4 separate regions of the Homo sapiens genome follow, and regions 1, 3 and 4 are each linked to region 2. The links are chromatin loops, found by intact Hi-C in ENCODE. Cell type or tissue: CD4-positive, alpha-beta T cell. All regions are shown on one strand. Each heading gives the region's core, and the rest is flanking DNA. Links, peaks and the distances in the headings are about the cores only.

Evidence for each region. A loop is a pair of places that touch in the nucleus more often than their neighbours do. Peaks named below come from ENCODE experiments on the same cell type or tissue, not always from the same donor. Only the 100,000 strongest peaks of a DNase experiment are listed, where the experiment ranks them.
Region 1: a loop joins it to region 2, with 13 times the contacts of the local background. A loop is called at or near these places in 11 of 110 quality-filtered maps.
Region 3: it touches region 2 in a loop (2.3-fold over the local background); 7 of 110 quality-filtered maps call a loop at or near these places.
Region 4: it touches region 2 in a loop (4-fold over the local background); 41 of 110 quality-filtered maps call a loop at or near these places.

Annotation. Positions count from the first base shown.
Region 1 is chr3:50,295,858-50,301,989 of GRCh38, reverse strand. It overlaps HYAL3 (hyaluronidase 3), which reads left to right and starts at 2,585. Exons shown (of 4, transcript NM_003549.4): 1 at 2,585-2,777. NAA80 (N-alpha-acetyltransferase 80, NatH catalytic subunit) reads left to right here and starts at 2,585. Exons shown (of 2, transcript NM_001200016.2): 1 at 2,585-2,777; 2 at 4,318-5,588. The coding sequence starts at 4,527. The coding sequence ends at 5,387. HYAL1 (hyaluronidase 1) reads left to right here. Exons shown (of 4, transcript NM_033159.4): 3 at 913-1,002; 4 at 1,190-2,097. The coding sequence ends at 1,507. RefSeq lists an enhancer at 2,852-2,991. In CD4-positive, alpha-beta T cell, for the core only: a CTCF peak has its summit at 2,747; DNase peaks (open chromatin) are centred at 1,519, 2,489 and 3,079; H3K4me3 peaks cover 2,379 bases; H3K27ac peaks cover 2,536 bases.
Region 2 is chr3:50,361,259-50,368,970 of GRCh38, reverse strand. It overlaps CACNA2D2 (calcium voltage-gated channel auxiliary subunit alpha2delta 2), which reads left to right. Exons shown (of 38, transcript NM_006030.4): 24 at 736-833; 25 at 1,069-1,159; 26 at 1,267-1,329; 27 at 1,474-1,577; 28 at 1,862-1,960; 29 at 2,052-2,140; 30 at 2,346-2,393; 31 at 2,633-2,704; 32 at 2,808-2,960; 33 at 3,109-3,161; 34 at 3,283-3,338; 35 at 3,489-3,615; 36 at 3,787-3,896; 37 at 4,001-4,083; 1 more. The coding sequence ends at 4,305. It overlaps LOC127898564 (CYB561D2-LOC101928965), which reads right to left. Exons shown (of 5, transcript NR_183066.1): 4 at 2,640-2,674; 5 at 774-1,175. It overlaps LOC101928965 (a long non-coding RNA gene), which reads right to left and starts at 3,608. Exons shown (of 4, transcript NR_183065.1): 1 at 3,256-3,608; 2 at 2,640-2,674; 3 at 1,450-1,534; 4 at 774-1,175. RefSeq lists enhancers at 3,238-3,821, 3,822-4,403 and a silencer at 3,725-3,974. In CD4-positive, alpha-beta T cell, for the core only: no CTCF peak of the experiment used is centred there; a DNase peak (open chromatin) is centred at 3,620; H3K4me3 peaks cover 1,896 bases; H3K27ac peaks cover 543 bases.
Region 3 is chr3:50,499,809-50,507,520 of GRCh38, reverse strand. It overlaps CACNA2D2 (calcium voltage-gated channel auxiliary subunit alpha2delta 2), which reads left to right and starts at 3,887. Exons shown (of 38, transcript NM_006030.4): 1 at 3,887-4,303. The coding sequence starts at 4,098. RefSeq lists enhancers at 2,759-3,267, 3,268-3,776. In CD4-positive, alpha-beta T cell, for the core only: no CTCF peak of the experiment used is centred there; DNase peaks (open chromatin) are centred at 3,850 and 4,390; H3K4me3 peaks cover 1,046 bases; H3K27me3 peaks cover 917 bases.
Region 4 is chr3:50,539,124-50,546,835 of GRCh38, reverse strand. It overlaps LOC105377083 (a long non-coding RNA gene), which reads left to right and starts at 7,180. Exons shown (of 3, transcript XR_940833.2): 1 at 7,180-7,238. RefSeq lists an enhancer at 6,706-7,382. In CD4-positive, alpha-beta T cell, for the core only: CTCF peaks have their summits at 4,007 and 4,214 (motif pointing right); a DNase peak (open chromatin) is centred at 4,215; H3K27me3 peaks cover 190 bases.

The DNA of each region.
Region 1 (6,132 bases), core at 303-4,302, 66 kb after region 2:
ACTTTAGCTTTGGGACATTTTCTTCGTTTTTTTTTTTTTGAGACAGAGTCTCACTCTGTCACCCAGGCTGGAGTGCAGTGGCACGATCTTGGCTCACTGCAAGCTCTGCCTCCCGGGTTCATGCCATTCTCCTGCCTCAGCCTCCGAGTAGCTGGGATACAGGCGCCCGCCACCACACCCAGCTAATTTTTTGTATTTTTTAGTAGAGTCAGGGTTTCACTGTGTTAGCCAGGATGGTCTCAATCTCCTGACCTCGTGATCCATCCGCCTCGGCCTCCCAAAGTGCTGGGATTACAGGCGTGAGCCACCGCGCCCGGCCCCCAACCTTGGGACATTTTCATCCATTCATTCATCCTTTTTTTTTTTTTTTTTTTGAGACGGAGTCTTGCTCTGTCACCCAGGCTGGAGTGCAGGGGCAAGATCTCAGCTCCTGCACCCTCCACCTTCCGGATTCAAGTGATTCTCCTGCCTCAGCCTCCCAAGTAGTTGGGATTACAGGCATGCCATCAACATGTCTGGCTAATTTTTGTATTTTTAGTAGAAATGGGGTTTCACCATGTTGGCCAGGCTGGTCTCGAACTCCTGACTTCAGGTGATCCTCCCACCTCAGCCTCCCAAAGTGCTGGGATTACAGGTATGAGCCACCGCGCCTGGCGCATGGGCACATCCATTGAGTGTGCACTTGGTGCCAAGTTCTGTGCCAGGCACAGGCAATTCAACATTTATTGGAATGATGTAGTCCCTGTCTGCATGGAATTCATAGGCTAGAGGAGGAAGCAGTTTGCCTCTGGTCCCATGGCCAGAGCAGCCCCAGGTGAAGGTTATGAATTATTTGTCCCATCTAATGGTGTTCCAGCAGTCTGCCACATGGTGGGAAGGAGGCCCCACAGAGCTGTGCTGTCTCCTTCCCAGGATGAGCTGGAGCACAGCCTGGGGGAGAGTGCGGCCCAGGGGGCAGCTGGAGTGGTGCTCTGGGTGAGCTGGGAAAATACAAGAACCAAGGTGAGCTTAGGCCTGGCATGAGGGTGGGGGTGGGGGAGGGGTGGGGCCATTAAGCTGACGGGGTAGACCCTGACTTACCCTTTCTACCTGCAAAGTCCTGGCTGACCAGCAGGTGAGTGCCTCAGTGCCCTGGGTGGGTCCATACATGGCCATGGTGTCCCTGACGCTATCCTCCCTTCCCACCTAGGAATCATGTCAGGCCATCAAGGAGTATATGGACACTACACTGGGGCCCTTCATCCTGAACGTGACCAGTGGGGCCCTTCTCTGCAGTCAAGCCCTGTGCTCCGGCCATGGCCGCTGTGTCCGCCGCACCAGCCACCCCAAAGCCCTCCTCCTCCTTAACCCTGCCAGTTTCTCCATCCAGCTCACGCCTGGTGGTGGGCCCCTGAGCCTGCGGGGTGCCCTCTCACTTGAAGATCAGGCACAGATGGCTGTGGAGTTCAAATGTCGATGCTACCCTGGCTGGCAGGCACCGTGGTGTGAGCGGAAGAGCATGTGGTGATTGGCCACACACTGAGTTGCACATATTGAGAACCTAATGCACTCTGGGTCTGGCCAGGGCTTCCTCAAATACATGCACAGTCATACAAGTCATGGTCACAGTAAAGAGTACACTCAGCCACTGTCACAGGCATATTCCCTGCACACACATGCATACTTACAGACTGGAATAGTGGCATAAGGAGTTAGAACCACAGCAGACACCATTCATTCCATGTCCATATGCATCTACTTGGCAAGGTCATAGACAATTCCTCCAGAGACACTGAGCCAGTCTTTGAACTGCAGCAATCACAAAGGCTGACATTCACTGAGTGCCTACTCTTTGCCAATCCCCGTGCTAAGCGTTTTATGTGGACTTATTCATTCCTCACAATGAGGCTATGAGGAAACTGAGTCACTCACATTGAGAGTAAGCACGTTGCCCAAGGTTGCACAGCAAGAAAAGGGAGAAGTTGAGATTCAAACCCAGGCTGTCTAGCTCCGGGGGTACAGCCCTTGCACTCCTACTGAGTTTGTGGTAACCAGCCCTGCACGACCCCTGAATCTGCTGAGAGGCACCAGTCCAGCAAATAAAGCAGTCATGATTTACTTAGCTGTTTACTGAGCGCCTAAAATGTCCAGGCCCCGGTATCCAAAGGGCACAGGAAAGGCTTGTCACTCTCACCAGATCTGACGTCAGTCTAAGGGCGGCTGCTTCCCAGGGTGGGGCCCAAATTTCAAGAGGAAGCCCCACCTGATCGGACCGTTTCCAAGCTGTCCTGGGGCAGGAGGCCGGCGGGAACCGAAGCTAGACTTGTCAGAGCCTGGGGCGGGGCTGGCGGAGGCAGAGCCAGCTGGAGGCGGGGCCTGCGCCTGGCTGAAGTGACGTGCTGGGCTGGGGCAGGGCCTGGAAGAAGCCAAATCGAGGCGGGACCTAAGCTGTGACGCAAGGAGAAGGAGGAGGGGCCTGTATGGGGCCGGGTGGGGAGGAGGCGGACTCAAATGGAGATGGGGTGGGGCTCAGCAGGGGCGGAGCCAGGGTAGAGACTGAGTCGGCGCCTGGCGGGTGTTGTGACGCGCAAACCAGGGGCGGGTTCTAAGCGGCGACGCGCGGGTGCTGGGAGGCCTTAGAACGCCGTGGCGTGCCGCAGGACGCGACGGCTGCAGAACATCCGCCGCACCGCTGGGGGCCAACGTTGTCGGACCGAGGAGTCCGAGGTGGCGACTGAGTGAGATACCCAGCTGTGCGGAGCTAGGACGCGGAACATCCCAGAGGCCAGCATCAACATGTCAGTACCGCACCCTTCCCATTTGCTGCCTGTAGGTCCACCCCGCGCGTGCGGTCCCCAAGTGGCCATGCCACCCTGCACGCCCTCCCCGCGTCAGTCGTTCGTTTCCAGACCATGCCGAGCCACACCTGCCCACAGAGTCGAGCTCTCGAAGTCCTCATTCCCAAAAGCTCCACAGCCTGTGACCCACTAGGAGGGAGGGGGAAACCGAGGCCCGGGAGAGACGGAGAAGCCACTCTCTGAGGACCCCGGAGCCCCGCCCACAGTGGGTGGGGTCGGCACTGAAGGGGTTAAGGCCGCGGGGAAGCCCCGGGCTCAGCCCTAGGGGCGGATCCTGGGGCTTCCTCCCTCTAGACCAAAGGGTGCGGCTGCTGCAGAGGTGGCTGATGCAGGTGAGGGGCTTACAGCCCTGTGAATGGTGTGGGAGGTGAGGGGAGGGGGGTGCCTGTTACTGACCAGTGTTTAATTGGCCTCAAGCTCAGGAGAGGTAAGGGGAGCCAGGAGGCCCCCTCTGGAGCAGGTGAGTAGAAGGAGGGGGCTCAGCTGCCCGCCCACGACTAGAAAACCCCCAGCATAGACCTGCCGGACGGCAGGACCTTGGTTAAGATGGGAAAACAGTAGGGTTTGGGCACAGGAGGTCTGGGCCCCCAACCTGGTGACCGTTGGACACCCTGTGGATATAGGAAGGAAGCTGTGGTCCTTATCTAGGGTGCCTGCGAAACTCAAGCCAGTGGGGAACCAAGCCTGCAGAGGCAATACTGCTGTGTGACTGTGGGCCAGGCCCAGTGCTGGTGCTGCTGGGGCCCCATCTGAGGAGACAGTTGGGTCTATATCCAAAGTGTCCTGAGATGGGCAGAGTTGGGAAGGGGGCCATGGGCTCCAGGTGGGGAAGGCAGTCAAGACAGGCCAAAGCTCAGCCTGATGGGTGCATGAGTGGGGCCCCAGGATCCACTAAGGCAGTGGGCATAGCCCAGGTAGTTGAAAAGGCTGGGAGCTGGAGGAGACTCGGAACATAGGGAGAAGAAAGGGACAGGAAGACTCCCGGGCAGTTTTTCCTATGGAGGGAACCTTGGGTAGGTTTGAGCAGGGGGTATAGTGTCTGCTTTGCATCTTCTATCCCATGCCCTAGTGGTGGACTAGGAGGACTACTGGAAGACAGAAGGCCAGCAAGTAGATTGGGTCGGCTGTTTTATAGACCTGGTGGTTACAGACCCCCTGTGAGGGGAGGTCCTGAGGAGGACAAATTTGTAGCCAGAGCAGGCTGGGGCCAGGACTCCTAGGTTCTGCCCCAGCCTTAAGCAGCTCATCCATCACTCCCAGCCTCCCTCCAATGTGGGGTAGACACCTGGATCTATCTGCCCTGCTCTATAGGGGATGGGTCTCTTCCAGGTCACCTGTGCTATCAGGTGAGTGTGGGACAAAGTGCAGCCCACCACTCCCCAGTTCCAGTATGCATGGTCCCCCCTGCACTCTGTCAGCCCTTCCCTGCTCCAACCCCACCCTCCCTCCTGGCACAGCCCAGCATGGCTGTTATCTACAGGAGGAGAGCCACTGTGGTCTGAAGAGATGCTACTGCCTGGAGACTGGGGTCTTAACCTCCAGCCTGGCACTGAGCCACCTGCAACCTAGCAGCAGGTGACCTTGGCTCCCAGCCTGACTCAGCTGAACCTGGATCCTGTGCATAGGCAAGAGCTGACTCTGAGCCCTGGCCCAGCCAAGCTGACCCCTACACTAGACCCTACACACCGGATGGAGCTGATCCTGAGTACCAGCCCAGCTGAGCTGACTCTGGATCCTGCGTGCCAGCCAAAGCTGCCCCTGGATTCCACATGCCAACCAGAGATGACCTTCAATCCTGGTCCAACTGAGCTTACCCTGGATCCTGAACACCAGCCAGAGGAGACCCCAGCTCCTAGCCTGGCTGAGTTGACCCTGGAGCCTGTGCACCGCCGACCCGAGCTCCTGGATGCTTGTGCTGACCTCATCAATGATCAGTGGCCCCGCAGCCGCACCTCCCGCCTGCACTCCCTGGGCCAGTCCTCAGATGCCTTCCCCCTCTGCCTGATGCTGCTAAGCCCCCACCCCACACTTGAAGCAGCACCCGTTGTGGTGGGCCATGCCCGCCTGTCACGGGTGCTGAACCAGCCCCAGAGCCTCTTAGTGGAGACAGTGGTGGTGGCCCGGGCCCTGAGGGGCCGTGGCTTTGGCCGCCGCCTCATGGAGGGCCTGGAGGTCTTTGCTCGGGCCCGGGGCTTCCGCAAGCTGCATCTCACCACCCATGACCAGGTGCACTTCTATACCCACCTGGGCTACCAGCTGGGTGAGCCTGTGCAGGGCCTGGTCTTCACCAGCAGACGGCTGCCTGCCACCCTGCTTAATGCCTTCCCCACAGCCCCCTCTCCCCGGCCACCCAGGAAGGCCCCAAACCTGACTGCCCAAGCTGCCCCAAGGGGTCCCAAGGGACCTCCATTGCCACCACCCCCTCCCCTACCTGAGTGCCTGACCATCTCACCCCCAGTTCCATCAGGGCCCCCTTCAAAAAGCCTGCTGGAGACACAATATCAAAATGTGAGGGGGCGCCCCATATTCTGGATGGAAAAAGACATCTGAGGCCATCCAGGGCAAGGAACTGTCTTTCTGGTTCAATAGACTGCCCCGACAGTCTACAAGCCTCAGCCCACTGACCATACCTCAGCCCCTAGCCCCTGGGGGGCAGCTTTAACCTGGGCATGTTTCCTGGGTACCAGTGGGGCCAGGAGGTGGCTCTGGCTCAGAGCCGTCAGTGTGGCTGAATAAAGGCTCTCTTGGGTATGGCTGTGACAGTTTATTTGTTGATCCCCCTACCCTCACCTCTCACCTCTTCTGCAGGTCCCTTATCCCTGCAGAAGTCTCCAGATCCACCTTGGCCCTGAGGCCATTGATGGGAGGATGCCTGTCCTTTGCCTTTACCCCCCACCTGGCTCAGGAGACAGGGTGGCTGTTTTCTTCCCCATTCACTCATTACCATTCACTGAGCACCTACTGTGTGTCAAGCCCTGGACGGGACATAGGCAATGGGTAACTAGACAAACAGGCATACAGTAGCAGGATCCATGTGGCACAGGGGAGGTACAGAGGCTTTGGGAACCCAAGTGACTTCACTCCACCTGGGGATCCAGGAGACCTCCCAGGGCAGTGATGTCACAGCAGAGACCTGAGTGCTAGGTAGGAATTAAACCAGGCAGGTGAGGAGGTGGGAGCTGACTGTTCTTGGAAGAGGGAACAAGGTGGGCAGAGGAAAGAAGGGGACTTGTGACAGTTGTGGGAGGACACAGTGGTGTATTGACAAAGACGGAACATGGGAGGGAATGTACCC
Region 2 (7,712 bases), core at 1,476-5,475:
GGTGGCAGAGGTATGAATGAGGGGTCGAGCGAGAGAGAGCTCCACCTATCAGGGTAGAGGGATTGCTCCCAAGACTTCCTAGGCAGCAAGCCCCAAGCAGACCCCCTCACGCCCCACAGCCCCATGTTCTCTGGACCCAGAGCCTGAATGCAGTGAGGGTCTTGAGGGGAGGAGCATTCCAGGCAGAGGGAACAGCCAGTCGGAGGACCCACATGTTCCCACTGACTTTCTGACACCCTCTGTGCTATGATGAAAAAAGCGAGGGTCAGAGAGCGTGAGTGAGTTACCTAACGGCACACAGCCAGGAAGAGGCAGGGTGAGGTCTTAGGCTGACAAAAAGCCAGTGCTTGTACTTGGGTCCCATCTGGTGCCCATGGGAATGCTCTAGGGCATACACGTGGATGAGCAGGCCGCCAGGCATTTCCTGGGGCCTTTCAGGTGCACTATCTGGGTCCAGCTACACCGGAGAGACGGGAGGCTCTGCGGAGCCATGCCCAGGAGAAAGCAGCTGCCCGAATGGAGAAAGTAGACCCTCATTCTTGTGTCAGCTCTGCCCCGACTCAGACCCGAGCAGCCTGCCAGGCATGTAGCAGCTGCAGCCAGGAAGAACCCATGTGCCCCTCCCTGAGGCCCAGGCTTCTCAGTGAATGGCCAAGTGGGCCTGTTGGGAAGCCTTGACCCCATTGCCCTGTCCAGCCCCCCAAGCCCACTCTTCTTGCCCCTCCCCATCCCTAGAGAGTACTGCAAGGACCTGAATGCCTCAGACAACAACACCGAGTTCCTGAAAAACTTTATTGAGCTCATGGAGAAAGTGACTCCAGACTCCAAGCAGTGTGAGTGCCTGGCAGGGCAGCTGGCTCTGGGCAGTGCCCAGGCAGCATGGGGCCAGCCCAGAGGAACCCAGAGGCCGGGCAGGTGTGGAAATAAGCAGGCACAAGCTAAGGGCTGGGCCTGGGCCAGGGCCAGGTCATGGAGGAGGCTCCTGGTGGAGCCTTAAGGGTGGGGGTGAGGGTGGGCAAGGAGCTGCAAGAAGATGCCCCCACCCCCACCCCTCCCCTCCTGTTCCAGGCAACAACTTCCTTCTGCACAACCTGATCTTGGACACGGGCATCACGCAGCAGCTGGTAGAGCGTGTGTGGAGGGACCAGGATCTCAACACGTAGGCATCACCCAGCCTGTGGGGGCAGAAGGCTAGGATGGGCCCAGAGGCCCTGGACCTGCCCAGCAGAAGGCAGGCCTGTGACCCCACCCCCCTGCTACCCCCAGGTACAGCCTACTGGCCGTGTTCGCTGCCACAGACGGTGGCATCACCCGAGTCTTCCCCAACAAGTAAGTGACCTATCCCACTACCCAAACCCTGCCCCTGCCAGGGAACCTGCATCTGTTCTGCCCAGAGGCCTCCTTGCATCTGTGGAGACCACTGTCCCCGACAAGCCACCCCTTACCTACCAGTCTGCCTCTTGGGTGCTCCAGGGCAGCTGAGGACTGGACAGAGAACCCTGAGCCCTTCAATGCCAGCTTCTACCGCCGCAGCCTGGATAACCACGGTTATGTCTTCAAGCCCCCACACCAGGATGGTGAGTGTCCCCGCAGTGTGCCCAGCAGCAGGCAGGGAGCCTCAGCTTCCCTGTCTGCTCAGCCAGAACTGGGCTCTGCTGTCTGAGGCCCCTCTCCAACACAAGGCTGGCTGAGGCCAGGGCAGACGTGAAAAGAGGGATAGACTGTGCCAAACACTGTCCTGAGTGCTGGGTGCTTGGGCTGGAGTCATCCCGGGATTGGACTGCTGGGTTTGTAGGACCCAGCATAGAGTGGTCAGTGTGGCCGCCAGACCCCACTCCTGACTTCCCCACCCAACCCCCAGCCCTGTTAAGGCCGCTGGAGCTGGAGAATGACACTGTGGGCATCCTCGTCAGCACAGCTGTGGAGCTCAGCCTAGGCAGGCGCACACTGAGGCCAGCAGGTGAATGTTTGGGACAGAGGTGGGGAAACAGGCAATGGACAGGGTACTGCCTGGGCAGGTAGCACTGATGGTCCCTTGCTCTCCCCCAAAGTGGTGGGCGTCAAGCTGGACCTAGAGGCTTGGGCTGAGAAGTTCAAGGTGCTAGCCAGCAACCGTACCCACCAAGACCAGCCTCAGAAGGTATTTGGGCAGGGGCGGGGGCAGTAACCCAGCAGTGCCCTTCCTGGAGTCCCCTGGAACCCCCACCAACCCTCCACTCAGTGGCTCCAACACCTACATGGAGGCAGGGCCAGCTGCAGATGGCCTGGGGAACCGGATGTATGAAAGGTGATGGGAGGGAGGAAAACTGGTGGGTGGCTTACGGTCCTCACTCTCTGCCCAGCAGTGCGGCCCCAACAGCCACTGTGAGATGGACTGCGAGGTTAACAATGAGGTGTGTGTGCCCTGAACCTACCCTGGACCCTAGCTTACCCCACTTCCAGACTTCCTAGTCCCAGCCGCGACTCCCAGCACATCCCTTGGCCTGTGGGTCTCAACATCCCCACCCTGACTTCACAGCCTTCCCAGGACTGGGGGAGTGATGCCCCCCAACTCTGAACCACTGGACTGCCTGCGGTGGAAGGTCCGGGGCCCAGCCCCTCTCCATTTTCCTCCCCATTCCCTTCCTCCTAGGACTTACTCTGTGTCCTCATTGATGATGGAGGATTCCTGGTGCTGTCAAACCAGAACCATCAGTGGGACCAGGTGAGGATCAGGAAGAGAGTGAAAGAAGAGAGTAGGGATTTGAGCCTTCTAGGGGTGTAGCACTGCCAGCCCTGTGACCATGGCTTTCTCCTGACATCCTCAGGTGGGCAGGTTCTTCAGTGAGGTGGATGCCAACCTGATGCTGGCACTCTACAATAACTCCTTCTACACCCGCAAGGAGTCCTATGACTATCAGGCAGCCTGTGCCCCTCAGCCCCCTGGCAACCTGGGTGCTGCACCCCGGGGTGTCTTTGTGGTGAGTCCCCAGAGATGCCTGGACTGGAGATGGGGGGGACTGGGAGACCTGCCCACAGATGACCCCCTACCTCTGACATTTGATAAAGCTGGGGGTGACCTAGGGCGAGGGGCAGCAGTGGCAGTCCACGCCCCTCTCTCCACTGCAGCCCACCGTTGCAGATTTCCTTAACCTGGCCTGGTGGACCTCTGCTGCCGCCTGGTGAGTCCTGAGCGGGAGGTGGGTAGAGAAGGTGCTCCCTGGCCGGGAGGGCTCAGAAGAGAAGTAGGGCATGGCATCGTCCTCTGCTGACCACCTGCACTCGGCTCCCCGTGCGCTGCAGGTCCCTGTTCCAGCAGCTTCTCTACGGCCTCATCTACCACAGCTGGTTCCAAGCAGGTAGGTAGGGCTTTGGAGGCGCCTCCTCAAGTCCGGGTCCCCAATCTGAGCTAAGACGACTCCATGGGGAGGGTGGGGTCTACGACTGAGGGAGGCCGGAGACCTTGCCAGGGTCTGTGGGCGGAGCTGAGGCGCTCTGGGCCCTCGCAGACCCCGCGGAGGCCGAGGGGAGCCCCGAGACGCGCGAGAGCAGCTGCGTCATGAAACAGACCCAGTACTACTTCGGCTCGGTAAACGCCTCCTACAACGCCATCATCGACTGCGGAAACTGCTCCAGGTGCTGGCAGTGGGGCGGGACCAGAGGCCAAGGGCGGAACCTGTGAGCGGGGCGAGACGCTCGGGAGGATGGAAGGGGCGGGGCCTCCGAGCGGCCGGGGGCGGGGCCGCAGGATGGGGGTGGGTCAGGGCGGGGCAAACTCAACGCCCCGCCTTTCCGGGCTGCCCGCAGGCTGTTCCACGCGCAGAGACTGACCAACACCAATCTTCTCTTTGTGGTGGCCGAGAAGCCGCTGTGCAGCCAGTGCGAGGCTGGCCGGCTGCTGCAGAAGGAGACGCACTGTATCCTGCCCCCGCCCTCCCCGCCGCCCGCTCCCCCTCTGCCCCGCGCGCCCCCTCCGTGCCGCCGCCGCCGTCCGCCTCCTTGACTCCCCACCCATGCCCAGCGGACGGCCCGGAGCAGTGTGAGCTAGTGCAGAGACCGCGATACCGGAGAGGCCCGCACATCTGCTTCGACTACAACGCGACAGTGAGGAGAGGGGGCGGTGGACCCGAAATCCCGCGGCCTTGCGCCCGCCCAGGCCGACCAGCTCCTTGTCTCTCCCCGCAGGAAGATACCTCAGACTGTGGCCGCGGGGCCTCCTTCCCGCCGTCGCTGGGCGTCCTGGTCTCCCTGCAACTGCTGCTCCTCCTGGGCCTGCCGCCCCGGCCGCAGCCTCAAGTCCTCGTCCACGCCTCTCGCCGCCTCTGAGCACCCTGCCCCACCCCACCTCCACTCCCACCTCACCCGGCCTCTTCGCCTTTCCCACCCTCCTGCCCCACACTCCCCGCCTTAGAGCCTCGTCCCTCCCTCACTGAAGGACCTGAGCTGGCCAGGCCCTGAGAGTCTGGTCTGCGCCTTGGGATGGGGAGTCCCAAAGCGGGACGCCGCAGGTGTTTGGCACCCAAATCACATCTCACCTCCGAACTGTTCAAGTGTCCCCAGACCCTTCTTGCCTGCTGGGCTCCCCCCAGTGGGATGGGACAGGGAGGCCACACGCACTGGTGCCAAAACCAGGCCTCTGCTGCCGCCCTTCCTGGAGGCTGCCTATGTTGGGGGGGACCCTGCCTCAGCTGACCCGGCCTCTCTGCCCCACCCAAGCCCAAACTTGGTTTCTGTGAGAATAGTGGAGGAAGGTGAGATGGCCAGTTTGAAGCCTGTGCCTCCCAGCTTAAATCCTAGCAGGAGAGAGGCTCTGGGGCAGCCCCCATGGGCTCCTGCCCCTTTCAGGCCTACAGCCACATCCCCAAGCCCACCAGGTGTCAGGATAGTCACAGTGATACCAGTTCAGACACTACCCCATATACACCTGGAACATTGAGGATGGAAACTGGACTCACATTCGACATACCCCACTGGGCACACGCACAAACACACACACTATGGGGTGGGGTGGGTGTAGGGGCTTACAAAGCCTTACACAGGGCGAGGGGTTGGTGGGAGGGTTGGCACCTGCACACTCCATCTCCTGCTCACCACCTGCCTCTAATCTGAGCTGCAGCCTGGCTGGTCCTCCCATTTCTAAAGCTGAATGTCAAACAGTGCCAAATGCTGGGGCAGGGGGTGAAGAACCCTCTGTCCCACCCCTAGCCACCAGTGTCCTCCAAGTGCCCCCTCACCTCTCCAGGTGCTCATTGTAACCATTTCTCACTAGTGTCAGGCCCCCAGTGGGACCACATGCCACTGCCTGCACCTTTCGGCAGAGGAACCCCCACCAGACATCACCCTTTGCCTTAGCAGGGGTGACTTTGTCTCTCCTGGCTGGGCCATCCTTCCGCCAATCTGGCCCTTACACACTCAGGCCTGTGCCCACTCCCTATCTCCTTCCCACCCCTACACACACACTCCCTGCTTGCAGGAGGCCAAACTGTCCCTCCCTTGCTGAACACACACACACACACACACACACAGGTGGGGACTGGGCACAGCTCTTCACACCATTCATTCTGGTCATTTCCCCCAAAGGCATCCCAGCCTGGGGGCCAGTGGGGAACTGAGGGCAAGGGGATATAGTGATGGGGCTCAGATGGACTGGGAGGAGGGGGAGGGTGATGCATTAATTAATGGCTTCGTTAATTAATGTCATGTTGCTTGTCGCTTTCTCAGTGTGTGTGTGTGGTCCATGCCCACTGCTGGTGCCAGGGTGGGTGTCCATGTGCACCCGGCCTGGATGCCAGCTGTGTCCTTCGGGGGCGTGCGTGTAACTGTAGTGTAGTCAGGTGCTCAATGGAGAATATAAACATATACAGAAAAATATATATTTTAAGTTTAAAAAACAGAAAAACAGACAAAACAATCCCCATCAGGTAGCTGTCTAACCCCCAGCTGGGTCTAATCCTTCTCATTACCCACCCGACCTGGCTGCCCCTCACCTTGGGCTGGGGGACTGGGGGGCCATTTCCTTTTCTCTGCCCTTTTTTTGTTGTTCTATTTTGTACAGACAAGTTGGAAAAACAACAGCGACAAAAAAGTCAAGAAACTTTGTAAAATATCGTGTGTGTGATTCCTTGTAAAATATTTTCAAATGGTTTATTACAGAAGATCAGTTATTAAATAATGTTCATATTTTCACTTCAAATGGTTCCCATCCACTGTATCAGCTTGGGGGTGAGGACTGGGTAGCTATGAAGACAGTTGGCCAAGACCTCAGAGTCCCACTTAGTGCTCTGCAGGGGGTGAAGACCATGGTAGCCCAGGTCCCTGTCAACCACAGGGCATGGCACTTGCTTCCACCAGTTATAATAGGTGCCAGGCCCTTGACATACATTGTCTCATAACATCTCAAAAAGCTGTCTTTTAAAAACAAGCAAGACAGGCTGGGTGCGGTGGCTCATGCCTGTAATCTAGCATTTTGGGAGGCCGAGGCGGGCAGATCACTTGAGGTCAGGAGTTTGAGACCAGCCTGGCCAACATGGTGAAACCCCGTCTCTACTAAAAATACAAAAAAATTAGCCAGGCATGGTGGCATGCGCCTGTAATCCCAGCTACTTAGGAGGCTGAGGCAGGATAATTGCTTGACCCCAGGAGACGGAGGTTGCAGTGAGCCAAGATTGCGCCACCGCACCCCAGCCTGGATGACCGAGCGAGACTCTTGTCTCAGAAAAAAAAAAAATACAAGCAAAACAAACACCCTCCCAGAGCCTGAAAGCCAGGACCCTGGAGGGAAGAAGACAGATCAGAGATGCTGGTTTAGTGGGGAGGTGGATCTGGCAGTCTGGTCAGACCACCAGGGCCTGACAGGGCCTCTGCCGGGAGCTATGAGTGAGCACCTGGCCAGTGTCCCTACGGCCCAGGAAGCCCTGACCACAAGTGCAGCAACGGCTCCCTCCTGGCCCACAGGAGCTTGAGGCCGCAGCTGCTTAAACTGGAGCCATAGGCCAAACTTCATTTTTGTGAATCCTCTCAAGCTTAGGCCCTAGTTCATTTTCACCCTAGAAGGTGTGACCTTTGCGATCTTCTCATGTGGAGAGAATTATAACCTGTAACCACCAGAGCACAGGTGTCCCTGCCTTCCCACCACAGTCCTCTCTCTCCTCCCAACACTCTGCTCTCTGCGCACTGACCTGGCTGAGTCCTCGCCACAGTCTCTGGGGTGGGTACTAGTGTATCCCCATACCACAGATGAGCAAACTAAGAGGAGAAAGCCTTTCCCCCCAGGTGAGAAGGCTAAAAACCAGCAAAGATTTTAGAGAAGAGGTGGCCACCAAGGGTTGGGGAGCTTGGATGCTAAATAGATGAAGGGGCTTCGAGGCCTCAGCCAAGATGGAGACTTTTTCTGTCTCCTCTGCAGGGTTCGGCTGCAGAGCAATGCCTAATCCACAACCCCCAAGACAGCTCCCATGGCCTGCAAGAGACCGTGCAATCTTGGATAGGGTTGTAAGATAAAATACAGAACACCCTATTTTGAATTTCAGATCATGAACGAGTTTTTAGTATGGAAGTGTTTCAACTATTGTGTGGGACATACCTATACTGAAAAACTGGGGGCTGGGCACAGTGGCTAACGCCTGTAATCCCAACACTTTGGGAGGCTGATGCAGGAGGATCGCTTGAGCTCACGAGTTCGAGATCAGCCTGGGTAGGATGGCCACCCCGCCCCTGCCCATGTCTCTACAAAA
Region 3 (7,712 bases), core at 1,963-5,962, 140 kb before region 2:
TATATGGATGAAGAAATGGGCTTGCAGAGGCAAAATCACTTGCTTACACAACCTGTGATGTCTGATGTCAAAGCTGACACACCTCATGCCCAGGCCAGACCACCCTTCCTGGGCACATCCCTGGGCTCCCTTGACATGCCATCAAATGATTCTTTGTTTTTGTTTGTTTGTTTTGAGACAAAGTCTTGCTCTGTCACCCAGGCTGGAGTGCAATGGTGCGATCTCGGCTCATGGTAACCTCCATCTCCCAAGTTCAAGCGATTCTCATGCCTCAGCCTCCTGAGCAGCTGGGACTACAGGCGCCGGCCACCACAGCTGGCTAATTTTTTTTTTTTTTTTTTGTATTTTTGGTAGAGATGGAGTTTCGTTATGTTGGCCAGGCTGCTCTTGAACTCCTGACCTCAGGTGATCCACCCACCTCGGCTTCCCATAATGCTAGGGATTACAGGCATGAGCCACCATGCCTGGCCCCAAATGACTCTATATGTTAATACTTCCTGTGCCCTCCCATGGCTAAGCACTGCATGAGGCTTGGAAGGGGTGACAAGGACTAGGGAGCCTCAGGGCTCCGCTCGACAAGAGTCCAGAATGGGCTGGGCGTGGTGGCTCATGCCTGTAATCCCAGCACTTTGGGAGGCCAAGGCGGGCGGATCATGAAGTCAGGAGTTCAAGACCATCTTGGCCAAGATGGCGAAACCCCGTCTCTACTGAAAATACAAAAATTAGCTGGGTGCGGTGGCACGTGCCTGTAATCCCAGTTACTGAGGAGGCTGAGGCAGGAGAATCACTTGAACCAGGGAGTTGGAGGTTGCAGTGAGCCGAGATCATGCCATTGCACTTCAGCCTGGCGACAGAGTGAGACACTGTCTCAAAAAAAAGAGGCCAGAGTGCAGGTGTGTTTCTGAACCCAAGGCAGAGGCCACAGCATACTACTGGCCGGGGCAGGAAGCAGGAGGGACAGGACCAAGAGGAGGAGGCCCATCCAGTTGGGGGTGGTAGTACCCCAGGAAGGCTTCCTGGTATAAGTGGTATTAATGGGCTCATAAATATCTTGAGTTCAAATGGTAGAGGTAAAAGAGGGTGTTCCAGGCAGGAGGAACTGCAGGAGTAAAGCCCGAGGCAGGAGTTTTCTCTGAATAAGGAGCTGTCCAGCCTGTTGGTAAAAGGTGAGACTGGGCGCGGGGCAGGCTAGGGTGAAAATCTTGCCACCACAGGCGTCCTGGATGTTCCTGATGGGCTTCCTCTGAAAGGGCCACAAGCTGTGGAGTCAAGGTTGACACCAGCCCCAGTATTCTCCCCACAGCAGGGAAGAGCCAGGGGCCTCCAGGACAGAAAGGACTAGGGTGTGCAGAGATGACCTTCCTGGCTCTGGAAGAATCTAAATAGAGGCTGTGCAAACCCCGGGAGCTGGGGCTTGGGACGGGCCTCGAGTGGCACAACTGAGCCCATGGCCTGCTTGGCACATAGTAGTTTCTCCCTATGGCTCTATCAGTCTCTTCTGACCTGCTGAGCTGACCTCCCATGCAGAACTGGCACCTACCAGGCCCCCTGTCAGGGTAGCTTCACCTGCCCCTGCCACCCTACGTCTTCCAGCACAGGCAACTTGGGCCAGGTGGGCAGCCCCACATTTACCAATGTGCCTGCCATGGAAGTCCCCCTATTCCTTGGGAAGGCTCAAATTTTTCTCCCAAGATCTTAACGTGTGGCTGTAGCCAGCCACCAAGAGGGCTGAGGATGTTGTAAGCCTCAAAAGTTATAATTCGTAAACACTTACCACTTGTTTACTCTTAATTACCCCCCCCCTCCTTATTTGTCTTCCTTTAACGGCCTGTCAACCAAAATCTCCCGCCTTTCCCTTGGTGCCAGCAGCCTCAATTAGATGCACATCTGTGGAGGCTAGAACTGAAATACCCAACTGCCAAAACCCACCCACTGTACCTAGACTGACTTCATGTGCCTGACGGCCTGGGCACTTTGGGGATAGCGTTGCTACCCTGGTGTTGGAGGGCAGGGAGGCTGGCCCTCACATTTCTCAGGCCACTGCAGAGTCTGCCTTGGGAAGGCGCCCACCCCCGACAGGGCACCCAAGAGGAATGATGTCCTTTATGATGGTCCCCTGGGGCCATGGGCACAGGTATTATATGTCCAGCAAACAGGTAAGAGAGGATATCACAGGCCAGCCCTACCTTGGGCATGAGGAAGACAGAGATGCTGGGAACAGGTCTCAGCAGGCAGGGCTGGGAAGGCAGCTGTTGAGCTCACGCTTGTCGACTCCTGAGCAGGACCCCTGCCCCCCTGCCCTCCCATTGTGTCCAGAGGTGGCAGGGGGGCAACTGGCTCAGTGAGGACCCTGCTTGTCCCCCCAAAGAGCTGGACTATCGTCTCCCATAGTCCATCAGGTCCCACCTGTCCACCAGGCCCCTGGCCCCTGCGTTGCCTTCCTCTGATACTTTTTTTGGGGTCTCATGGTTTGGGATCTGCTGGCAAACCTGTCTGGCCCCTGAAGGCTCATTCAGGTCAAGGGAGGAGGACACTTCAAGAAATGAAGGAAACTGTTCCCTGTCAAGCCCTGGTTTGCTGGGATTGGAGAAGCCAAGGCAGGACTAGGCAGCAAGGGAAGGCTGTCCTAGGCCCTATTTCCAGCCCCTACCCCTACCCTTTTCAGTCCAGGGGCTACTATTCCCTTTCAACTGCAAGCCCTCCTTGGGCTGACTTGTGAGTGGGTGATAGGAGAGCCACTGATACCATGAGGTGGGGCATCTGGACATTTCCGAACCATCCTGCCCAGCTGGTTACTATCCCTCATTCCTCGTGATAGGCCAGGTCTGTGGGCAGTTATTGCTGAGGGGGTCCTGCCCTGTGTCAAGTTGGTGGGGAGCATTCTCTCATCCTATCTGCACCAGAGGCAGAGCTGGGTTCCAGGGTAACTTCAGTAGAATCCTAGGGATGGTCTCCCCTCATTGTGAATGCTTCAGTTTACCAAGAGATTCTCCCCATTCTCACTTCATCCTGGAAATGGGAGTGGGCACCCACACAAGCATTCACAAGCGAGGACACTGAGGCTCTGAAAGGGCCACAAGCTGTGGAGTCAAGGTTGACACCAGCCCCAGTCTTCTGCCCACAGCAGGGAAGAGCCAGGGGCCTCCAGGACAGAAAGGACTGGGTTGTGCAGAGATGAGCTTCCTGGCTCTGGAAGAATCTAAACAGAGGCTGTGCAAACTCCGGGAACTGGGGCTTGGGACAGGCCTGCACACAGTGCCTGTTCAGCCCAGGGAAGCGAAGCGAGTGGCTGCAGAGGGCTGCATCCTGCCGTCCCCAGCCCCCCACAACCGTACAGCCGTGCCCAGGTTTCCGCTTAGGGAACCAGGAGGTCCAGGCCCTTTCTGCCAGCAGCCGGGCGTGCAAGCCCCCGACAGAGAGAAATCTTAAAGATAGCTAGAGCCACGGGGGCTGTAAGTTCAGCATGCCTCCTTTTCTGGTCTCCGCTGAAGCTGTCACTCCACCATTAAACCTGTGACTCTAGGCCTTAAGCCTGTTGAAGGTCGAGCCCCCAAAAGGGTCACATATGCTCCTGCCTTGGGCCGCGGGGCCCGGGACTCTTCCCGCGGGTGGGGTGGGGAGGAGCGGCAGGGTCTGAGGTGTGGGGGCGGGGGCGCACCCGGGGCGCTCGGGTAGCAGCTGGGGCGCAGGACGCCCGAGCCAGTAGGGCAGGATTCGGGCTGCGCGGGGACGAGAGGCGCGCGGGCACGGGTGGGCGCGTGGCCGCGGCGGGGGCGCGCGGGGGCGGGCCAGCCCGGGAAGAGAGAGGGAGGGAGGGAGAGAAGAGGGCGGTGCCGGCAGGTTGGCGGCGGCTGCTATTTGAGCGCAGGTCCCGGGCCGGGCGCTCAGAGCGCTTGGAGCCAGCGCTGCAGGGAGATAGCAGCGCGCAGCCCGCAGAGGCGCTGCGGCCCGTGCAGCCCCGGAGGCCCCTCGCGGAGAAGGCGGCGGCGGAGGAGAGGCCGAGTTACCGCCCGCCGCCCGCGCCCCCCCAACCCCGCCGCCGCCGCCGCCGCCGCCACTGCCCCCCCTCCCCGCGGCGCCGCATCTTGAATGGAAACATGGCGGTGCCGGCTCGGACCTGCGGCGCCTCTCGGCCCGGCCCAGCGCGGACTGCGCGCCCCTGGCCCGGCTGCGGCCCCCACCCTGGCCCCGGCACCCGGCGCCCGACGTCCGGGCCCCCGCGCCCGCTGTGGCTGCTGCTGCCGCTTCTACCGCTGCTCGCCGCCCCCGGCGCCTCTGCCTACAGCTTCCCCCAGCAGCACACGTAAGTGGCCTCGGCCGGCCGCGAGACCCCGGCCGAGCCTTGCGCCCCGCTCTGCCCCCGGTCCGCGCTACTCCTTCCCTGCGCTCCGCGCCAGGGCAGAGGCGCTGGGTCCGGCTGCCCGCTGCGCCCGGGGGCGACGGCCCCAAGCCCCGAAGGCTGGCAGCCGCGGTCCCGGCGCTCTGGCTGCGTCGCGAAACTTCCCCGCGGTGCCCCTGCTTCCCCCAAATCCCCCGAATGAGGCAAGGCAAGATCTTCAAGCCCCGGGAGGAGTTGGGGGGGGGCGGTCCGAGCTTGTCAGCTGATTCCCCTGCCGCTGACCCGGTGAGAGGGAAACCCGGGTTGGGTGAGAGGGGCGGCCAGCGACCCCTGTCCGGCGGAGTTGGAGCCGCGCATCTGCCCCACGTTCCCTCCCTGGTGGGAATCCGGCGCTTTACAGCCAGAGGTGAGGGACATCTCCACACCTGCCTTCAAGGGCCTTTTCCTTTAGTGGGGAGCTGTATGCTGATGATGCGAGCACCTTCTTGCTGTGGCCAGTGCCACAGAGGCAGTGTCCCCTGTTCTTGGCCCCCCTCCACCTGAGGAGAGAGTACCCTGGAGAGCCCAGTTGGGAGGTGAAGGCGTTGGGGTCCGGGCAGAAGGTGAATGGTGGGAAGGACCCCTGCCTGCGCCTGCTGCTGCTGCCAACAGAGTAATAGCTTCTCCTGGCTCTGCCAGCCTCCGCAGGTTTTTTGGTCCTTCTGAGCCTTCTCCTCCTCCCCAAGAGCCAGCAAACTCGGGCTGCCTCCTACGGGTGAGCTTAGCCAGATGTGTCTGGGGCTGGGAGTGGATGTTCAGTGCATGTGGCCTTTAGGACGTATCAGTTTCCTGACACTGTGCTTCAGCCCTATGTCAGTGCCCAGACCCCCTTTGGGGCACGGTGACCACCTTGCTTCTGTTATCTGTCTCCGGGTCTGAGGAGCCACCTGTCCCTGGACTCCTTCACCAGTGTCCTGGCCTGGAGACTGGGGCATGAGTCGTCGGGCTGCTGGTGGCCAAGGGGAAGGGTCTGGCCTCGGGGAAAGGGAGAGGCTGGCTCTGCGTCATTTAAACCAGCTCTGCCCAAGGGTAAGAGCCCCTGGTTCTGCCACAAAACCTGCCGACTCCAGTTCGTAGGCTCTCTAAGATGAGGGAAAAACAAACTCAGGAAAACCGCCTCTCTGGGTCTCTCTCTCCGTCTTGTCGTCTCTCTCATTGCACAGCCTGGCTGTGCTCAGGCAGGTGATCAGTTGGCAAATTACAAGTGCCGCACGGACGTGTCCTCTGTCAACCGTCTGGATTTTTCACATGTGTGTTTGGGGGTTGCCCAGGGAGAAAAGAATCGAATGGAAGTTCAGGGCTGGTGGATGCGTTATTGTCTTTCATTTGCCGTGATGGAAATGGACTTCAATCATAGTGCTTAAAAAAAGCAAAAGCATTATTTTTTTGTTGTTCTTTCTTCCTCAAAGCCAAGCACGAGCCAAGCCACAATTATTTTTTTCTTAGCCGTTTCATAGCTCCTTGAGTGAAGGTTTAAGTGGATGTCTCTTTCCACCTCTCCCGACCTCACTCCCTTTCCCTGCAACGTGCAGTTGGTCAGATGGCTTCTGGGCCTGCACGAGTCTCCTCTAGAAGGCCGATGTGAGAACCTGACCAGAGTAGGCACCTATCCCTCTGTCCCCAGCCAGAAGATGGCGAGGCGGGTGTGACGGCAGCGACACACTTCCAGCTGGACGCTGTTGTCGATATAGTTGGAGCTAATTTGGGGGTTTGGGACATGTCTTGCAAACTGTAATTAGAGAATGAGGGTGGGGGTGGGGTGGGGGCTGTGCCGCTCTGAGGGTCCAGGGGGAGGTGACTAATGGTACAACAACACAGAGGGTTTGCTGTGACAGCCAGTGCCCTTCAGCTGCCCTGGTCCCGCAGACGAGGATGCACATTGATCCTTGGAGGGAGGAAGGGGCCCACACATGACCATGGCCAGTGGAATTGGTGCTTTTGTTGAACTGGTAAGAAAGGTTTAGGCTGTTGTTCGGGCCAGAAGGTTCTGTGGGGCTGCTCAGGGATGGGTGACCTCCCAGAACCTTCTGCTGGGTCAGTGTGGCCAGGCTGGGATGACACTTTGATACAGGTGGATTTCCAAGGAGGAGAGTGGAACCCAGCTTCATGGCACTGGAGTGACAACCCCTCAGTGGGGAAGGCCCCTGATGAGCAAGTCATTTTCTCATTAGTGTCTGCCAGTGCACAGGGGCCCAGCTTCACAAGCTGCTGGATTTTAAGCAAGTGTGGGTTTGGGGTCTGCTAGCTATGATTTCTGCAATCGCTCTGGCAGCATGGCTCTCTGCCCACCAGGCAAAATGGACCAAGGCTGCTGCTGGATTGAGAAGGGCAGAGGGGTTACTGCTGAAGGGAGGACAGGGCTTCAGGGTTTTTTTTTGGGCGGGGGGTGGGGGGGTTGGGCTGTCTCACCTTACCTGGACCTGGATCAGAGTTTCAAACAAGGAGGAGGCTACATGTTTGCACACATGTATGCACATGTATGTGCACTTGTCCGGCTGGGTGTGGGGGACCTGAGTCCGAGCACACCTTTCACCTGCCTCCTTTTTCCAGTTATGCCCTCCCCAGCATCAGGCCACCACCGCCGGCTGAGGGGCAGCCCTCACTGCTTTGCCTCCCCTTGTGTCTTTCCCTCCCTCTTCCCCTGTCCCCCTTCTTCAGGTCTTTCATCGAGCTGTACCTATCCTTCCCTGCCCGCCTCTTTTGTCCTCTCTGCTGGGCCTCTGTGCCCTGTTCTCCAGTGCCCCCAGGTTTCTCTGTCCCCTCCTCTGTGGAGTCCTGGCTGAGTGCTGGGTGGAGCACCCGGCTGAGCTGGCCCACCTGACTGCACCCTCTTAGCCCAGCTCTGCTCCAGCGATGGTGTTGGCCAGCGTCTCCCTTCCTCTGAGGGTGGGCAGAAGCAGTGAGGGGCCTGAGGGGTTTGGACCACCAGCAGATTAATGACAACCAGAGTACGTGCTCCTCTCCTGAGTGGACACATGGGGAGCAGTGCCTACAACAGGGCATGCGTCAGTGTAGCTACGGTTAATGGTGGGTGACGTGTGTCTGTCTGGGCCTTCCAGCCCCTGTCTCCATCTCCCTGTGGCTCTCCCTGTTGGAGGGAGGCAGCATCACTCATCTGGGTCCCCCATCTTCCCAAAAACCTGCCTCAGCTTTTGCAGGAGGGAGGGATGAGGCTTCCCAGCCGCTGCTGCTGTCACCGAGATGCAGAGCTGCCAGGTGCTCACAGCCCTCCTGGTGTGGAGGACTTTGGGGGGACCCTTGGCTGCTGTTCCCCTGGACTCCATCTTTATCAGGCACCTCCTTTTGGTCAGCTGTGCCAGGTTAACCCCTGAGA
Region 4 (7,712 bases), core at 1,921-5,920, 180 kb before region 2:
GGGAGCTGGGCACTGGTGGAGAACCACCGTCCTGGTCCTAAGTGAGTTCACAGCCTCCTGATGCCTTGGAACAGGTCAAGTCCTTCCATCTGGTGAGACGGACTGTGCAGCCTCCTGACAGGCACCATTTCAGGCGGGCTTTGATCGACAGCAGGATTTAGTGGCAGAGGAGAAACTGAGTCCTGGTGCCCAGTGGGGTTTGCGGCCGGGTCCAACCCAGGTGGCCCTGGCCTTGTTGTGGTCTCCAATGGGGCTAGCCACCAGATGTGTAGCCCTACAGGTACAACCACCAGATGCACTGCCGGGACGGGGTCCCCGTGGAGTCAGCCCTATGGCATTGATTGAAATGCCCCCCTGCCAATTAGGAGTTTTAAAGAAATGTATAATGATCCCTAATTGGCACCCTCATTAGTTGCCAATTAAACACTTAAGCATTTCTTACAAGTTTAACACATTAATAAGGCAGCTCATTACATGGTAACGAGATTTATTTCTCATATTTATTATATTGTTTCACCACTACTGACAGCAGAGTTATTTTTTAAAAACATGGTTTCTTACTGATTACATACAGTCCCCTCCCTACCCTGCCTCGACCAACAGCTGTTCCTGCCAGTGCCCTGAGCCTTGCGTCCTGGTGGGCCAGGAGCCAGTGTCCTGGGTCCTCCCTGATTCTTTTGGTCCAGCCTCCCAGAGGTGAGTCAAGCAGGGCACCTTCTTCCCAAAGTCTGGAAGGGCCAGAGCTGGGCTGTGCAACACAGCACAAACCCGGAGGGCTTCAGGGCCAAGAGCCCTGGAGAACCTCTGTGCATTTAGCCAACCTCTGCATTCCAGGAGCACCTGGGTGGGGTGGGGGATGGGCTTCCTGCTTTCAGCACCCTGGTAGAGCCCAGTCTCAGGACAGGCACCACACTAGGGGCTGACACTGAGGGCAGGAGCACAGCAGCCAGGGGAGGACAAGGAGGTCCTTTGAGACTGTCCCCTCAAAGGGGGCAGGAGGAGGGTTGCAGATGGTGGGAACTGGGCTGAGACCAGGAACCTGGGAAAGGTTAGGGAGTCTACAGGATGGGTGGCCAACAGAAGCAGACCCTCAAAAGCAGTGGTGGGGACCAGGCACAGCAGTTCACGCCTGTAATCCCAGCACTTTGGGAGGCCGAGGTGGGCAGATCACTTAAGGTCAGGAGTTCGAGACCAGCCTCGCCAACATGGTGAAACCCTATCTCTACTAAAAATATGAAAAAATTAGCAGGGCGTGGTGGCACATGCCTGTGGTCGCAGCTACTCGAGAGGCTGAGGCATAAGTATAGCTTGAACCTGGGAGGCAGAGGTTGCAGTAAGCCAAGATCACGCCACTGCACTCCAGCCTGGGTGACAGAGCGAGACTCTGCCTCAAAAAAAAAAAAAAAAAAAAAAAAGCAGTGGTGAGGATCTGACCTCCTGACCTCCATCCAGAGGACAATGGGGAGCCACAGAGTGTTTTGAACAGGGAGAGATGTGACCAGATCTCTGGGTCAGAAAAATCAAGTGAAGGGTGGACTGGAAAGGGCCAAGGGAATAAACACAACCTCCCCATCCTGCCTGCTAAACTCCTGGGGGACTCCATTGTCCAGATCCAACTGGACGCCAGAGGGCAGAGCCAGACGAATGCCACCTGTGCAGCTCAGCTTCCTGGGAGATGGGGCCAAGAGGCCTTGGGGACATTGGCAGTGTTTGGGAACACTTACCCTTCTTCCTTTTAAAAAACATGAGGTCACCATCCAATACATATACTATACCTTGTCCTTATGGCCCTACGTGTGGCTCTGCCTCCCCCTTATTGGTTCCAGTAATTGCAGAGTATATATGGTGAGGAAGCTCCCTATCCACTCAGCCAGGCTTCCTGGAGTAGGCTGTTTCCAATCGATTACTCTTAGAAACATCATGCAGTGAACACCTTGGGCATAATTTCACATGCGTGTCAGTTTGTAAAATAAATTCCTAGAAGTGGGCAGTGCTAGGTCAAATAGTCTATGCATTTTTAATTTTGATAGATATTGCCAAATTGCTTTCATGAAGGCTGCACAGATTACATTCCAATGAGCAACTCTAAGTTTCTGATTTTCCCCATGGTCACCAGCAAGTGCATCAATCTTTCATGGCTTTGCCTATATAATTTGCATCTCTCTTAAAGAAATGAGGGTAAGCATGGGTTCAGTGGTTGAGACTTTTGGATTTCCTTTTGTGTGAACTGTATGTTCATCTTGTTTGCCCCATTTCTCAATGGGATTCTTGGTCCTCTCCTTATCAATTTATAAGGACCCTTTATATATTATGAAATTTGCATTTTTTTCCTTAACTTGTTGTTTGTCTTTAAACTTTTATTTATTTATTTATTTTGAGATGGAATCTAGCTCTGTTGCCTATGCTGGAGTGCAATGGCATGATCTCGGCTCACTGCAACCTCTGCTTCCCAGGTTCAAGCGATTCTCTTGCTTCAGCCTCCCGAGTAGCTGGGATTACAAGCACTCGCCACCACACCCAGCTAATTTTTGTATTTTTAGTAGAGATGGGGTTTCACTGTGTTGGCCAGGCTGGTCTCGAACTCCTGATCTTGTGTTCCACCCGCCTCGGCCTCCTAAAGTGCTAGGATTACAAGTGTGAGCCACCGCGCCTGGCTATTACTTTTTTCCGTGTAGAAATGTTTGGTTTTTGTGGAGTCAGGTGTATCCATGTTTTCTCTTACGGCTTTTGTGTTTTTTGTTATATTTAGAAAAGGCTAGACCAAATCAAACCTTTGTTTTTGCCTAGAGATTTTTTCTTCATTCTTTAGTCCCCCTACCTTTGATCCAGCTAGAACTGGTTTTTGTTTTAAGGTGTGAGGTAGGGGTCCAAGTGGATTTCCACCCCCAGATTATCATCCAGTGATTTCAACACCATATTTTCCCAGAGGTTATGCTTGACTGAGTTGTTGAGACTTTAGGAAGTGTATGACAGGGGAAATAGCACATCCTGTTGCCTGGTGGGTGGAAAGGGGCAAACTTTGTCAGGACACCATCCCCAGTAGGACAGGGTGAGCTGGGTGGGATTTACCTCCTGGAGGTTGAGGAAAAGGAGGTAAAGGTCCATGGGAGGAACTGCACTTGACTTTTCCCTTGGATTCCAGGAGCAGTCCATTTTTGTACCCAATTTTAACTTTGCCTGCCACATCACAATTCCTTCAGTAGACTTTGTGACTTTGACATAATCTTTTTTTTTCTTTTCTTTTTTTTTTTTTAGACAGGGTTTCACTTTATCACCCCAGGTTGGAGTGCGGTGGCGCAATCTCGGCTTACTACAGCTTTGACCTCCCCTGCTCAAGCGATACTCCCACCTCAGCCTCCTGAGCAGCTGGAGCTACAGGCATGCAACACCGTGCCTGGCTAATATTTAAAAAATTTATTTGGAGAGATGGGGTCTTGTCATGTTTCCCGGGCTGGTCTCCAACCCGTAGGCTTAAGCAACCCACCTGCCTTGGTCTCCCAAAGTGTTGGGATTACAGGTGTGAGCCACCGTGCCTGGCCCCATGCCATAATCTTGAGCTTGAGGTGTAGAAAGGAACTATATTCCTTCCTGAGGGCCCTCTGCTGGGGGTTCCTGAGCAAGCCTCCCCTCTTCCCCCCACCCCTGCCCCTGCTCTGGAACTAGGGGTGGTGTATTATGACACAAGTAGGTGACAATGGGGTGTGGAGGAGAGCCTCATGGGACTCAATCCAGGTCCTGCAAGAAGAAGACCAGCAGCATTTGTGAGTAAGGCGAGGACAGGGCAGGCAGGGCCCGGCTAGGCCGCACCCACCTCCCAGCTCCACCTTCTCCCTGCCTGCCTCCCAGATCCCACTCTTCCCTCTCTTCCATACACCAAGACCCATTGTGTGTGCCCCTGGATGTCATTTGGGCCCTCTGTTCCCCTTAGTATAGTAGAGGCCAGACAGGCATCCCTGATGCTAGATTGGCCTTGCTAGCATTCTGGAAGGCTATGGTGGGCAAATGTCTGATGGCACCTGGGGAGGCTCTGAACCAAGCTGAGTGAGGGCAAAGGTTGCAGGCCAGGATGCTGACCTGGAGCAAGGAGTGCATATTCTACCTCCCTGTGCCTCTGCTCCCTCAGGAGCATCCTTCCCTCCACTGCCTTCTCCAATTCCTTCTGGGAACTGGAATAGCAGGTGTTTTAGGTGCTTTACGTCTTTCAGCCACCAGGTGGCAGCAGTGCAAGCCCTACTCTGCCTCACTCCATCCCCTCCTTGGAGCTGTGGATTTAACCTCCAAAGAGACTCTGAGGTCCTCCAAAGAGTTGAGGAAAGATGGGGTCATGCCCCCCCACTCCCCCAGGCACAGGAACCCCTTCAATCTCAGAGGAATGAGGGGCCTGTGGCCCTGGCTCCCTTCCTAGCCCCACCCCTGTAGAAGCTGCTGGGGCAGTAGCTGAGCTGGAGGAACAGACTGGATGCTACTAGGGTGAGCCTCAGGGTCTAGGCCCCCTGAGATGCCCACACTGACCAGGCCCACTAATTCTCAGATGTCAACCAGAGAGGACCCTTCCTGGAGCCCAAGGAGGCAGGGAGTGTAGAGGGAGAGAAGAGGAGCCAGGACCTGGCTGGCTCCTCCACTGCCCCTGCCTGGTTACCCACCCAGGGCTCAGCACCAGGGTGGTGGTAAAGGCTCTGGCACTGGCCTCCCATGGGCTGAGCTGAGCTGGGCCCCAGAGCTACCCCCCCCACCACCCCACACACACCTGTGGAGCACACCTCCCCTCCTCCCCACAGAGGGCGGTGTCCAGGAGGGTTTATGGATTCTCCCAACATATTGTGCCCTCCTCTGCCCCATCTTGTCCCCATTCACAACCCCTGCATCAATAAGGCTGCACCAACCTCCTCATAGTCCACTACAGCTCCATACCCCTCTCATTTGTCTCCATCATTGGGGGTGGAGGTGCCCTGACTTGCTAATATCTACATGCACCCCCCTCTGGGTTCCAGCCACAGGGGCCAGCCCAGGCAGGGCTCAAGGAACCTGCTTTCTGGGTGTGCAAGGTCCTTGGGTCCTGGCCATCTGAACCCCCTCTGAGAGCCTAGATCCAAACCCATAAGCCTTTACATGGAGTCCCTCAGAGATGGGCAGCCTGTTGCCCTGGAAACACTCCTCTTGTTTCCTGTCCATGACCAGGGCCTGCCTTATGCTGACCTGAATGACCATGGGGACTCAGGCACTCATGGATGGGTGGGGAAAGCAGCTGGGACCTCGGTTCCTATGCAAGGCTTGGTGAGGTGCCTCCTCTTTGGGGCTCCCCAGTGCTAAGGGGAGATAGATAATAAACAGGTGTGTCAACAAAACAAGGCATTTTCAGGCTCTGGAGGAAACCAACCAGGACTGCATGGGAATAAAAATGGAGGGGGCAGATTCTGATGGCGATCAAGGAGGGAGGGCACCTTCAGCACTGGCTGAGACCTGAATGTCAAGAGTTGCTGGCCATGCAGGGATCTGGGACAGAAGGGTTCCAGATGAGGGGAAAAAAACAGCAAAAGCAAAGGTCCAGAAGATTCTTGGGGAAACAGCAGGAAGCTGATGTGGCAGGAGGGGAGCGGCATGGGCAAGGAAATGCCAGGGCAGAGGGGAGGGCCTGGCCTTACTGCGTGGAGAGGCCAGAAAGGACAGCAGGGGCAGATGTGGGAATGAATGAATGAAGAAATGAACAAGGTCTGGGACCAGGCCTTTCCAGCAGCCTAGTCCTTGCCCTGAGGTCTTTCTTGGTCCACTTGACAAATGGGGAAAACCCACCACTCCTTGCTCTGGCGGAGGCTTGACCCACAGTGCAATTGAGGGCCTGGCAGGGCTCAGCTTTCCAACCTGAGACAGGGCAGAGCCAGCCGACCTCTGCTGATACTCTCAGCCCCTGCGTCAGGGAGGGTGGGGTGGGCGGATGGCCCCCATAGGCTACGGAGAGTTGGGTCCCAGCTGCCCAGGAAGATCCACTGCAAGAGGTCTCCTTGACTCCCTGGCCCAGCCCAGAGCCATCCCTCAGGCCCAAGGCTGCCTTGCCAGGCCCTGACCTCCACCTCAGACAGGAATCATTTATCTCCATCAACTGCTCCCAGCAGCCAGGCCCTCGGCCAGCAGGTGCTGTCTCCATTCCATGAGGTTGACACTGGGCAGCCCTTCCTCCACTCTCAGTCTCATCAGCTGGACTCCCCAGGAGGAGGCCAAATCAGGCAGCCCCTGCACAGTCTGCAGGGGCTTAGAGGAGCGACCCCTTCCCTCCAAGCCCCCAGAAGACCCAGCTTCTAACACATCAGGGTTAATCCACCCCAGACATCTGCGACTGCCCACTGCAGGCCTACCATGTGTTGGGCACTGGGCTCAGCATGGTGAACAAGGCCAGGGTTCCACCCCTACCCACACAGAGCTATATTCTTCTGGCCAGGACGGACTTGGTTCCCCAGGCCCAGCCACATGACCAGTGCAGGCTCGGGGAGCCTCAGGCCTGTCTCAAGCCCAAGGCCCACGGGCCATGGGCCTCCGTGAGAGGCCACTGTCCTGCCCTGGAGGGGGAGAATGGGGGTGTCCCCAAAATCTGCCTCTGAGAATGACAGCATGCCACACAGGCTGGTGTGGGCCTGTCTTTACCTGCCCCAGGTGAGAGGCTACAGGCACCAAGCCGAGTGTGGGAATCTGAGAGACCACATGTGGCCAAGCACGTGTGAGGACACGGCTGCAAAGGACACACGTGCGCAATGGGCCAGGCTCCAGCAGGGCAGGGATAGTCCCTGTTGCCTCCGTGAGCTGACATGCATGTCTGTTGAGGTGTTATCATTCCAGGCTCGTGGAGGATGGGTTGTAACTTGTCTTCTTTGATTGGAGGAGAGCCCTGAGCTCAGGGAATCTGTCTTGTCCCTCCTGACCCTGCCCAGGTCCAGAGGCCTGGGTCTGCTTAGACAGCTCACTGTGCAGTGGAGATGGGTAGGTGTGGGAGGCCTTTCTCCTGGCTCAACAAGGGCACAGCGGTACCCTGAAGCGAGAGCTTCCTCCTCCCTTCTCCCATCTCACTAGGGCAGCCGCCCTTCTTCCTGGGTTTCCACCCACAGGCCCAGGACAGGCCCTTGAGCCCCTAATCCCTGCCCTCCCATCAGTGACTGCGCCTTTCTCCCCAACCTTATCTGTCTCCTGCAGCCATCGTCAACTCCCCTGTGGCCCGGGCTCCCCCTCCCTCCAGCCTCCCCGCAGGTCAGGTTGGTATGTCCTCTCCCCCCTCCCCACCCCCGTCTCCCGGGCTCCTCCGCTCCCTCTTCCTCTCCTCTCTTCACCTTCCTCCTCCTTTCCCTCTCCTCCTCCCCACTCCCAGTCAGCCTGCCCTCCTATCTGCCTGTCTCCCTCTTTTCTTCCTCCCCCTGCTTCCCCTGCTTCTTTCCCTTTCCTGCCTTTCCTTCCTTCATCCTCTCCTCCCCCGTCCTCCCTAGGGGAGAGGAGGGATTTGCAGGGTCGGGGGCAGCCACTGCACTCAGTTACCCCAGGTCAGCCTAAGAGGCCCCAGCACAGAGACCCCTTTGGCTGCTTTCTTCTAAACCGGAATCTAATTGTGATCAAGTGAGGGAGAAACAGCTAATTACACCCAACAAACAGAGGCCCCCTGGGCTGTTTTATGGTGGAGATGAGAAGGTATAGGAAGGGGCACGTTTACCTTGCAAATGTGGGCTGGGACCCAA